Regions from separate parts of the Homo sapiens genome. Here region 2 is linked to region 1. Evidence: chromatin loops called from intact Hi-C (ENCODE). Cell type or tissue: heart right ventricle. All regions are shown on one strand. Each heading gives the region's core, and the rest is flanking DNA. Links, peaks and the distances in the headings are about the cores only.

Region 1 (5,383 bases), core at 184-5,183:
ATGATAAGCAGATGATATCCCAGTCATGCCCAGGTGGCAGTTGTGATGCTGGGGGCTTTCTGAAGTGGCTGTTTTGACACAGCCACTTTAACAGGAGTCAGGGAGAGGGTGAGGCTGAATGGGTGTAGACAGAGTGGGGGTTTAGAAATTGACTCGGAAATCCCTGAGACTCATATATAACTTGGTATTTTGAAAAACGCAGATGAATGTCCTTCCCTTAAATACAGCCCCTTTAAGGATGGTATCAACAGATCGTGTGTGTGCTGCCCAAGTCTAAAACATGTTTGATATTGTCTGCGAGGAACTGCATTCAGGTGTGGTGCACTTTCTCCAGTAACCTTAGTGGTGACCACTTCCTTCCATAAAGGGTAGATGTGGGTTTTGGACAACAGCAAAGAGCCATTCAGAGGCAAATCTCTATACATGGTTTTTGAGACTTGAAGTGAACTGTGTCATTGTGATGGATCTGCAAATATTGTTTTGGATCTGAAACAAGGTGTGTCAGCAGCTGGGATACAGTTTCCTTCTGAGACTCCTTCACTGGCTCTGAAAAGCAGTTTCTAAGGAGAAGGGCCAAAAATGACCACACCATGTCAGTGAGGACAGCTACTCCCAAGGAGGGGGTTGTTTGGAAAGGGACACTTCTCACTCAGATGAGAGGACCTGGATGGTTCTGAGAAGTCATTCATATGAGTTTGTGCTAATGAATCATTACATATTATACTTATTGTATATGAGAAAAGACAGGTGCAAAATCCATTATGGTTTTGGGAAATTATCATGATGTTTTCAGTATATAGCTGTTGGCAAAAGCAATTGCACATTTGCTTGATGACATATTACCAAAACAGGCTACACAGCTATGGTTGTCTAGGTACTTTGTGTATGTGTGTATTCAATGGATGCTTGCCTCATGGTGAGGAATTTAACAGTTGTAGTGTTAATAGCAGAAGTCCGTGATAGGCACTAATTTATAATTTTATTGAAATATGACATTGGTTCAATGGACTAAGAAGTTGGTGTGTGTGAGTACAAGTGTGTGGGGCAGGATGGGCAGGGGAATAGATACTAAGACAGGACCAGCTCCTGCCCCAGAATCCATTTTTCTAATTCTTGCTTTTCTATAATATCATCTTTCATACTTATAAACCCTTTGATCATTGTGAAAAACTAATCCCCAGAAGAAATGGGGCTGGAGTGCTATTTCGCCATTTGGGAATCTAAGAAAATTTTGGAGCTTCCCCTTCAAGAAAGTCAAGGGTCTACTAACGTGTACGTCTTTGCCTGTTTCTCCCTCTTTCAAACATACAGTAACTACAGGAGTGCATTCCCTTTGCTAGAACAGAATAATAAAATTGGAAGAGATCTTGGAGATCATTGACTTTTATTTTGGTGACAGGAAACTAGGCCTCTGTGAAGTCACTTGCCCCACCCAGCTTCACACTGTGGGTTTCTGCTGAAGCTGGAATCCAGGCCTGTGGATTCCCAGGCATTTTTTATTGCACCGTGTTCTTATGTGAATCTCTTGGCACCCTAGGGCTGTCTGCTTTAGTAGCTCCAGCTGTGGAAAGCTATGTGTGGACCCCACTTATGACGAGCCCACCCGAGGCTCACCTGCCACTGCAGGCAGGAATGTGGCTGAGCAGCCGGGAATGATGAAATGGATATTGTCTACAGAGCAGAAAAGGAGGGAGAACCTGCTTTCCGTACAGTTTTAAAAAGAGCCATGTGCAGTTGGCCTCATTTAAAAACCAGCCCTTTTGTGTGTGTTTGTGGGGGGGATGCTGTTCATAGGTACTCTCTTAGAAACTTAAAATGGGAACATTCCTGAATCAGTATTTCCTGCCAGATAAATTGTGAAATGTAGACCACGGGAATCAAGTGCATGGTGCCTCTGCTATTGCTCCCTATCTAGAGCCATGGCAGACATTGCCAATGGATCACAGTTCACTGTTCTTTTCAGATGAGCACAAGGGTGACCATGGAATCCTCAGCAGACAACCACTATCAATCAGAATTGATGGATAAGATGCCAGTCCTGATTTGCGGTTTGCTCCAAGGAAGCTGGTCATAGGCTATAATTTGAAATAGCAATAATGATGGTGATAAGAATAACAACTAATATTTACTGAGTCCTCACTATGCATCAGACCCTTGCTAAGCATTTTACTGTTATTATCCCATTTATTTTCATGGCAACTTTATAAACAGGTATGAATATTCTCATTTTACAAACAAGGAACCAGAGGCAGGGAGAGGGTAAGTGGTCAGTGTAAGATCATGGACTCGTAGGTAGAAGACCTCAGCTTAGCTACCTTCTGAGGTCATGCTTAATCACTCTGCCCCCTTTGCTGCCTCTTGACACTGACAAGAATGATGGGCAAACACATGTCTCAGATCCAGATGTGCACAGAGATCTCCCAGGCCTTTCACTGCCCTCATTCCTGTTTCTTTGTCCCTTCTTTGCTTGGCCTCCTCTGCCCTGCCATCTATCATTGAGGCCAGATGTCTCTCTACCCTTTGGCTCCAGGACCTGGTGTTCCCATTATCTGGGCACTGTGTCCCAGCAGCAGCAGGCGGGGCAGTTTCCCTGGCTCAAGAGTCAGTGCTATTTCTGACCTTATCTCCAAGACCCATGCTGGTAAGCAGTGTGGGTGGTAGAAGCCTCATTTCTCCTTCTCACTGGCATGTGCTCTCACTCAAACTAAGATAGAGTCATTATTCCCCATGTATTAGTGAGGGTTCCCCAGAGAAACAGAACCAACAGAGCATATTAATGTCTATATCTGTATCTACAAAGAGATTTATTATAAGTCATTGGCTCATGCGATTATGGAGGCTGAAGAGTCCTACGATCTACTACCTGCAAGCTGGAGACCCAGGAAAGCCAGGGATACAGTGCAAAAGCCTAAGAACTGGAGAGTGTGGTGTAGGTTCCGGTCTGACTCTGAAGGCCTGAAAACCAGGAGTGCTGAGGGCAGGAAAAGATTGATGTTCCAGCTCAGGCAGTCAGGCAGAATTAATTCAACCTTTCTCTGCTTTTTTGTTCTACTCAGGCCTTCAGTGATTTGAATGATGCCTACTCACACTGGGGAGGGCCATCTGCTTGATTCTATATGCCAGTTCACATGTTACCATCTCCTGGAAACAACCTTCCAGACACACCCAGAAATAATGTCTAACCAGCTATCTGGGCATCCCATGGCCCAATCAAGTTGACCCAAAAATTAACCATCACATTCCCTTCTCCCAGTCAGCCACTGGGAGGAATTGACAGATCTCAGCTCACTCTTCAGAAAGTGTTATAGACCCCTGCTCTAAGATCCAATGTTCAGAAGAGACTGAACTAGTGCAAATGTGTTATTCACTACCCATCAGCAGGTCAGAGGGGAGTAGTTCACTGGATAGGCTCGTAGGGAGAAGCTCCTTAAGAATTAAACTCTGATAACACCATGTGTTGGCAAGGATATGGAGGACCAGGATTCCACCATATGCTGTGGTTGGTAGTGCAGTTGGTAAACCACTATGGTGAGGTCTTTGGTGATATCTAGGAAAGTGAACAATGTGCACACTCTATGATCAACCAACTTCACTCATTGGCATTTTTCCTGGAGAAACTGACACATGTGCACAAGAACGTGTATTGCAGCTGTGATAGTGAAAATTAGAAACAACAATGCATTCACAAGATCATGGAGAAGAGGGCTGTGAGAGAGAGGGACTGTGGAGGTTTGGTGGGGAAGGGAAAAGGATGGTCAACTATAGACGGAAAGCAGGGTGGGTTGCAGAGGGAAGCCTTGGGAAATGAAAGTGGCATAATGGGGTCTGGCAGCAGAGACCTTAGGAGCTGGGCTGCTGTCCTGTTTTTTGGATGAAGAGAGCTTTGGCTTCAGTAGAAGCAGAGTTCCAGCTTGGGTGACTTCTGAAATTGATCCACAGAAGACCATGCTGTATTTTCAATGTAGGTTCACCTGTCTGAAAGCGAAGAACTGGCCTAGGTGAGTCTGTATATGAAGTTCCTTGAGGAGGGAACATGTCTCAATAATTCCCCCCAATACATTTTGCTTACTTTGCTGAATTTAGGGCTTTCTGAAGTCTTCACCTTGATAAGCCAGTTCTGGGTTTCTTTGAAACACACCCGTGTTCAATAGGCTATTGGCTGTGTCCGCTCTATTGTGGAATCTCTGGTACGGTATTCTACCTGTGTTCCTGAAGAAAGAGCTGTCAGAAAGCCTAGGCTAAGGACTAACCTTGGAAATTAGGAGGTGTAGATTTCATTCGTAACTCCATTACTGGAACATTGTATGCAGAGTTTCATGAGAACATCCCAACCTCCACCCCATTCACACTCCTCTTTGTTGTTGTTGTTTTTTATCCCACATTCCTTAGTGAGTGACATTGTCTGAACTCGAGAAAGTCATTTGACCCAACAATGGGCTACTCCTCATTTATCTAATAGAAACCCTTAAGCTTGTATTTCCTTTTCAATAAAATTGGTGATATTGATGTCTGGAGAGAAACTCTCAGTACATAGCAGCTAAAACACTGATAAAATAGATGAAAAATGAATGCATGGGTGATCTGGCAGTAAAGCGAGGGAAATCCTTCAAGGTTAGGTGTGAATCTAGAAGGGCACATCAGTGCTGCAACTGGCGGTTACCCTGGGGTCATCTGCAGGCTCCTGGAAGACTAGAGTGTAGATGTGTGTATATGTGCATTTGTGTGCTTGTGTGTGTGTGTGCATGTGTGCATGAAGGGGGACATAGGAGGTGATCTTGGCCCACACAAAGTGTGAAGTTGAATCAGAGACCATTCACCTCCACTAAACCTGGGACTTCTCCCAAAGACAGCCAAGAATCCCAAGAAGGAAGCCTGTCTCACAGAAGTAAAAAGTGAAGATTCTTGGTGATCTTGGCCTTCGCTTTGAGTACAGGGGGAAAGAGAAAGTCTAGAGAGTTCCTAATTTCAAGTTCTTGTGTGGGTTGGGAACTGAAATCCAGTAACATCACACTGAGATACATATTCCAGATACTGGAATCAGCAAAGAGAAATATAAGATATATATATTTTATATATTTAAAAAAATAAAAGAGAGTATTGAAAATAAAACTAAGGGACAAGACACTATTATAAAGAACTGGGAAGATTAATAAAATTCTAACATTCTAAATATAAACAATATAATACTTGGGATTAGGAACTCAAATGGTTGGGTTAAACAGCAGATGAAGCAGCTGAAGCAGCTGAAGATAGATGCTGAGAAATTACTGAAAGTGCAGCAGAGAGAAATAAAGGATAAAAGAAGAAAGATAAGAGACACAGAGGGCAGATCGAAAAGGTTTTACATGAGTTTAATCAAAAGGAGAGACTAGACAGAATGGCG
Region 2 (5,383 bases), core at 64-5,063, 320 kb after region 1:
GGAACCCCATCTCTACTAAAAATACAAAAATTAGCCGGGCGTGGTGGCAGGCACCTGTAATCCCAGCTACTCGGGAGGCTGAGGCAGGGAGAATCGCTTGAACCCTGGAGGCAGAGGTTGCAGTGAGCCAAGATCATGCCATTGCACTCTAGCCTGGGCGACAGAGCAAGACTCCATCTCAAAAAAAAAAAAAAATGGGAATCAGATCATATCACTTCCCTGCACTCGAAAGCTGTTCAACAGACCCCTGCAGAAAAGATTCCCCAAGCGCTTTGTCATGATATGGCCCTGCCCACCTCTTCACTGTCACCTCCTGGGAGCCAGACACCAAGCTCTTCCCTGCTTCAAAGGCTTTACCTCTGTGTCTTTGTCTGCTCAGACTGCCATAACAAAACACCTAGACTGGGCGGTTTAAACACCAGACATTTCTTTCTTATTGTTCTGAGGAATCCAAGATTTAGGTTCCAGCAGATATACATATATAGAGATTTACTCTAAGGAATTGACTCACATGATGATGGAGACTGAGAAATTGACTCACGTGATGATGGAGACTGAGAAGTCCAGAACGAAAGTGCTAGCAGATTCAGTTCCTGATGAAGGCTGTCCTCCCGGCTGACAGACGAGTGCTCTCGCCACGTGCTCTCATGGCAGAAAGACACACAGCCCTGGTCTCTTCTTTTTCTTATAAGGACACCAATCGGATCATGAGGGTCCCACTTTCATGCTCTCTATTAAGCCTAAATGCCTTCCGAAGGTCTCACCTGCAAATACCATCACATCAGAGGTCACAGCTGCAATGTATGAACTTGGGCCAGGGGGATGCAAACATTCAGTTCATGACACACTTCTTCAACATTGCTGAAGTTTCTTGCTTCATTCAGGGCTCTGCTCTCTCAATCAGAAAATCAGAAATCAGGCAGACTGTCCCAGGGTCGCTAACTACCACACTCAACTTTTCATGTCATTCATCATTAGCTAACAGAAGAATGTGCATTCACTTGTTTATGTGTTTATTCTCTCTCTCTCTCTCTCTCTCTCTCTCTCTCTCTCATTTAATGTCCATGAAGCGAGGGACTTTGTATCCCAACACCTATGCATGCCTGGTACACTGTACATGTGCAGCAATGGCAATGCGGAGCTTCATCTCAACTCTTGATCTGTCCATGTGGGAGAGGAAGGAGTTGCTGAGCTTTGTGTGGTTGTGGCACTGCAGCATGATGGTGTACGGATGGTGACACCAGGCCAACCTCCGGCAGCTGCTTCCCAGCAGCCACTGAGCTGATATTCAAGAAGAAAAAGGTGCATTCTTCAAACAAGATGCTGATGGCTTCTCACAGGACTCATCACAGTTGTACCTCCATCGGTCTCCAAAAGATGAATGTAATGGCTATTTCAGTAAGAAAAATGTACCTGCCACCTCCCAACTACAGATGGGCCCAGGGCTTTAGGACGTCTTGATGTGTGGTCTCTTCCTGTAAATCCCTGATAGAGGCTATTGAGAAGGAATGGAACTTTAAATATTCTATAGGAAGAGGCCATCACACATACTGATCTGGACCATTCCCCCTTGTATGCATGTCTCATTTGAAAGTGGCTTCCCATCGTACACTGACACCAACATCATCCCTATGGCCCTGCCAGGCCCAGCACAATCTGCATCCCACCCTGCAGGGCTCATCTCTCTTCCCTCATCCCATCATGTCTCTGATCTCACTTCCTCCTATTCACTGCCCTCCAGCCACACTGACCTGTGTGTGGGACCCACTCCCCCAGTGGGCTCTTTTTACTTTTTTGGAATATTATTCCAAGAAATATCTGTAGAGCTGGCTTCCTCATCATCTTCCGGTCTTTGCTCAAATGTCACCTTCTCTGTGGGCCTTTTCTCTGACCTTTTCTCTCTGATGCAAATTTCCCCTGGGCTACGCCCCACTCCCCTGCACCCCACCTCCTTATCCCCTTCCCTGCTTTATTTTCCTTCACAGCACTTATTGCCATCTGACAAATTACATCATTTCCCTCTTTGTTTTGCTTTTTGTCTGGCTCCTTCCCTAGAATGTCTGCTCCATGAGGGCTGGGACTTTGGTTAAGTCCACTATGCATGGTGCCTGGCTCCTGGGGAGTGCTCAACACAAATTCATTGTGGTTGACTAAATTTGTAATTCACAGGGAGTCTCGTTGCAGAAGCAGACGACCATAATAAATGAGAAGGCAGAAAGGAGAAACGCAACAAAACCGGGTCCTGCTGGAGAAAGCACACATCATAAAGACATATGGCAAAAGATCAATATTCATGCCTCAAAGAGGAGCCTCGATGACAAGCTCCACATTTGTATTATGGCAGGGAGGGAAAGGTTATTGTTAGCGCTGAGGCTTATTTACAGCCTTTCGCTGGGTGCTGACTCCTGTCCATTTCTTAGTAGGGATTGAGTAGAGCCTGCAGCAGCGAGGGGTCTGGGGATACTTAGAAGTGAGCACATACAACAGAGCATGGTCTACGGTGTGGCCAGCAGGTGGAGATGCAGTGAGGCGGAGGGCACCCTGGAACTGAGCCCACTCACCAGTCACAGAACTGGGCACGCGTGCTGATTGCAGAAGCCTGCCTGGCACAGCCAGGTGGACAGATGTAGACAAAAAGAGGCCGGCGCCCCCTGCTGGTCAACTCGGCTCTGCTTTCCCTCCGCAGCCCAGAGGGGCCCAAGAAACCGGGAAGAGAATGCAGGACCGGAGGCCAGAGCTGCCTCCGTGGCCCTGGGCAGGGCTCTTACTGTCTCTAAGCATCCGCTTTCTCCATCTGGAAAGGAAGAACTTCTCCCTGTCATTCCTAAGTCCCAGGACTGCTGCCAGGGTAAAATGAGGCAAATTATGGGCATATGCTACGAAAATAGAAGCTATTTTGGTTATTGTTCTTAGCACGGCATTCTTACATCAGAGCGAAAAGTGTCTGGGACATAAATCTGAAAACGATACATTTAAAATAAAGCAAAGAGTGAATGGGTCAAAAGACCAGTTTGTCCGGGGCTTTTTCATTCCGTGGCGGAGGCTTTCTGCTGAGCATTAGCATGTGATACACACATCTGCAGGCTTTGGGCCCACTGCCATGCAGAGCGTGCCACTATTCTAGGCCTGCTCCTCAACCCTCACCTTCCAGTTTCCCTCCTTCCAGGCCCCTGATCAACTGCCCAAGCCATTTGCTACTGCCAATGAGTCCATGTGTGTAGAAAGATAGTGATGATAGATAGATAGATGATAGATAGATAGATAGATAGATAGATAGATAGATAGATAGATAATAGATTTTTTAGCTAGGGTCTCGCTCTGTTGCCCAGGCTAGAGTGCAGTGGTGCCATCACGGCTCACTGTAGCAGCCTCTATCTCCTGGGCTCAAGTGATCCTCCCATCTCAGCCTCCCAAACAGCTGGGACTATCGGCATGCACCACGACACCCGGCTAATTTTTTGTGTGTTTTTTTTTTGCAGAGGCGGGGTTTCGCCATGTTGCTCAGGCTGGTCTCAAACTGCTGAGTTCAAGCCATCCTCCCTCCTCAGCCTCCCAAAGTGCTGGGATTACAGGCATGAGTCACTGTGCCCAACAAATAATAGATAATTAGTAAAGAGACAGACCAATAAATAGATGATAGATAAATAGATGATTGATAGAAACAGATGATAGATTCAATAGATAGAAGGATGATACATGACAGATACATAATGAATGACCAATGGATGATAGATAATTAGTAGATACGGATAAAGAGATAGAGAGATAGATGACACCTAGATAGGTGATTAATAGAAAATAGATCAATAGACACATTGATCAGTAGATGATGAACAAGAAGAAGGAGGAGGAGAAGGGAAGGAAGGAAGAAAGGAAGGGGAAACAAGGCAGGGAGGGAGGGAGGGAAGGAGGGAGGGAAGGGGGAAGATACGTATTCTTTATCTAAACCAAGTAGATGACCTGGTGCACCAATGAAGCTCCACCCATCAGGGTTTCCCCTTGATGTTGCCTTTCTGGCCCATCCTGAGTACAGCTGTAGGGCAGTCACTGTCCATTTTTGTCCACATTTGCCATCCAAGATCCAAGCTCACTTTTTCTTCCTCCATCTGTGGATCATAAGGATTTCCCCTTCCAAATGTGGCCATAGGTGTGAGTTGAGGGAGTACCCTTGGTGCAACAGTGGTGGGGGCTCTGGAATTCTGAGCTAGCTGCCAGTGTAGCTGGCTTGGGCCTTCAGGCCCTGCTGATATATTTGATCATGGATGCAGAACTTCTGTCTTGCCTTGGATACTGCAGGGCCCACCTAGCCTTAGAACCTGATGAGCCTGTGCGGGGCACCTCTGGAGGTGCATATGGTCACTTGGTGTCCCATGTCCAGCTGCTTCATCTCTACCGTGGTCCAGCAGCAGCACACCAGGAGCTCTTTAATGAAGAGTGTAAAATTTTCTACTGTAGATGGCATGGCGTTGCTCCGGAGCCCTAGGAGTCCTTCATGATTCCCCAGTGGAACTTTCTGTAAACTGAACATGGTGGCCTTTCCCTACCTCTGAGATCACTAGTAACCTAAGGCATGCTGGATTGTTCAGCCCAAGCAGAAGGGCTGTTTGCACTGCAGCCTGGATCTACTCCAGAGCCCTCCTCTGGGCCTTACTTACAGGAGGCAGCCTTCCATGTAATCCAGTCTATGGGTAGGAAGAGTATTCCCAGATATGGAATATGCCGCCTCCAGAAACGATGGGACCTACCAGCACTGTGCTTCCTTCTTCATGGTGGGAGGTGTGAGATGCAATAATTTATCCTTTACATTTATCCCCAGTGCGCCTTGGAACACCAGACTTCTACAACTGATGTGATGGGCCTCTGAAACTTAGGGTTTGTCTCCCATGATCTGAAGCCCATGTGTCTTTCCAAGGCCTTCAGTACACTTGCTGCATCTTGCTCACCCATCTGATATCTGATTGACATGAGGCATGATACAGTGGACCAGGGTGCCGTTCTGCAGGATGTCCAGGAGGTCCAGTTCTCTTCAGACTATATATCACACATGACAGAGGGTAGGAGAGTTAGCACCACCTGAGGGAAGACTAAATACATACGATTGTCTGGTCAAGGGAATGCAAACAGTTTTTTTCCTTTCAAGAGTGATGGAAAATAACGCATTCACCAGAACAATGGCCACATATCATCCCCTAAAGGCTACATTCATCTGTTTTAGTAAAAAATACCATACCAGGCCAGGCTGGGCACAGTGGCTCACGCCTGAAATCCCAGCACTTTGGGAGGCCGAGGTGGGTGGATCACAAGGTCAGAAGTTCAAGCCCAGCCTGGCCAAGATGGTGAAACCCCATCTCTACTAAAAATACAAAAATTAGCCAGGCATGGT

Evidence for each region. Peaks named below come from ENCODE experiments on the same cell type or tissue, not always from the same donor. Only the 100,000 strongest peaks of a DNase experiment are listed, where the experiment ranks them.
Region 2: a loop joins it to region 1, with 2.5 times the contacts of the local background. A loop is called at or near these places in 2 of 110 quality-filtered maps.

Annotation. Positions count from the first base shown.
Region 1 is chr21:32,178,798-32,184,180 of GRCh38, reverse strand. It overlaps a transcript of MIS18A not described here. Among named protein-coding and RNA genes, the nearest start is that of LINC00159, 95 kb to the right of the region's middle. In heart right ventricle, for the core only: no CTCF peak of the experiment used is centred there; a DNase peak (open chromatin) is centred at 2,550.
Region 2 is chr21:31,863,493-31,868,875 of GRCh38, reverse strand. No RefSeq gene overlaps it. Among named protein-coding and RNA genes, the nearest start is that of HUNK, 6.8 kb to the left of the region's middle. RefSeq lists a silencer at 2,456-2,595. In heart right ventricle, for the core only: CTCF peaks have their summits at 2,449 and 2,648 (motif pointing left); a DNase peak (open chromatin) is centred at 2,625.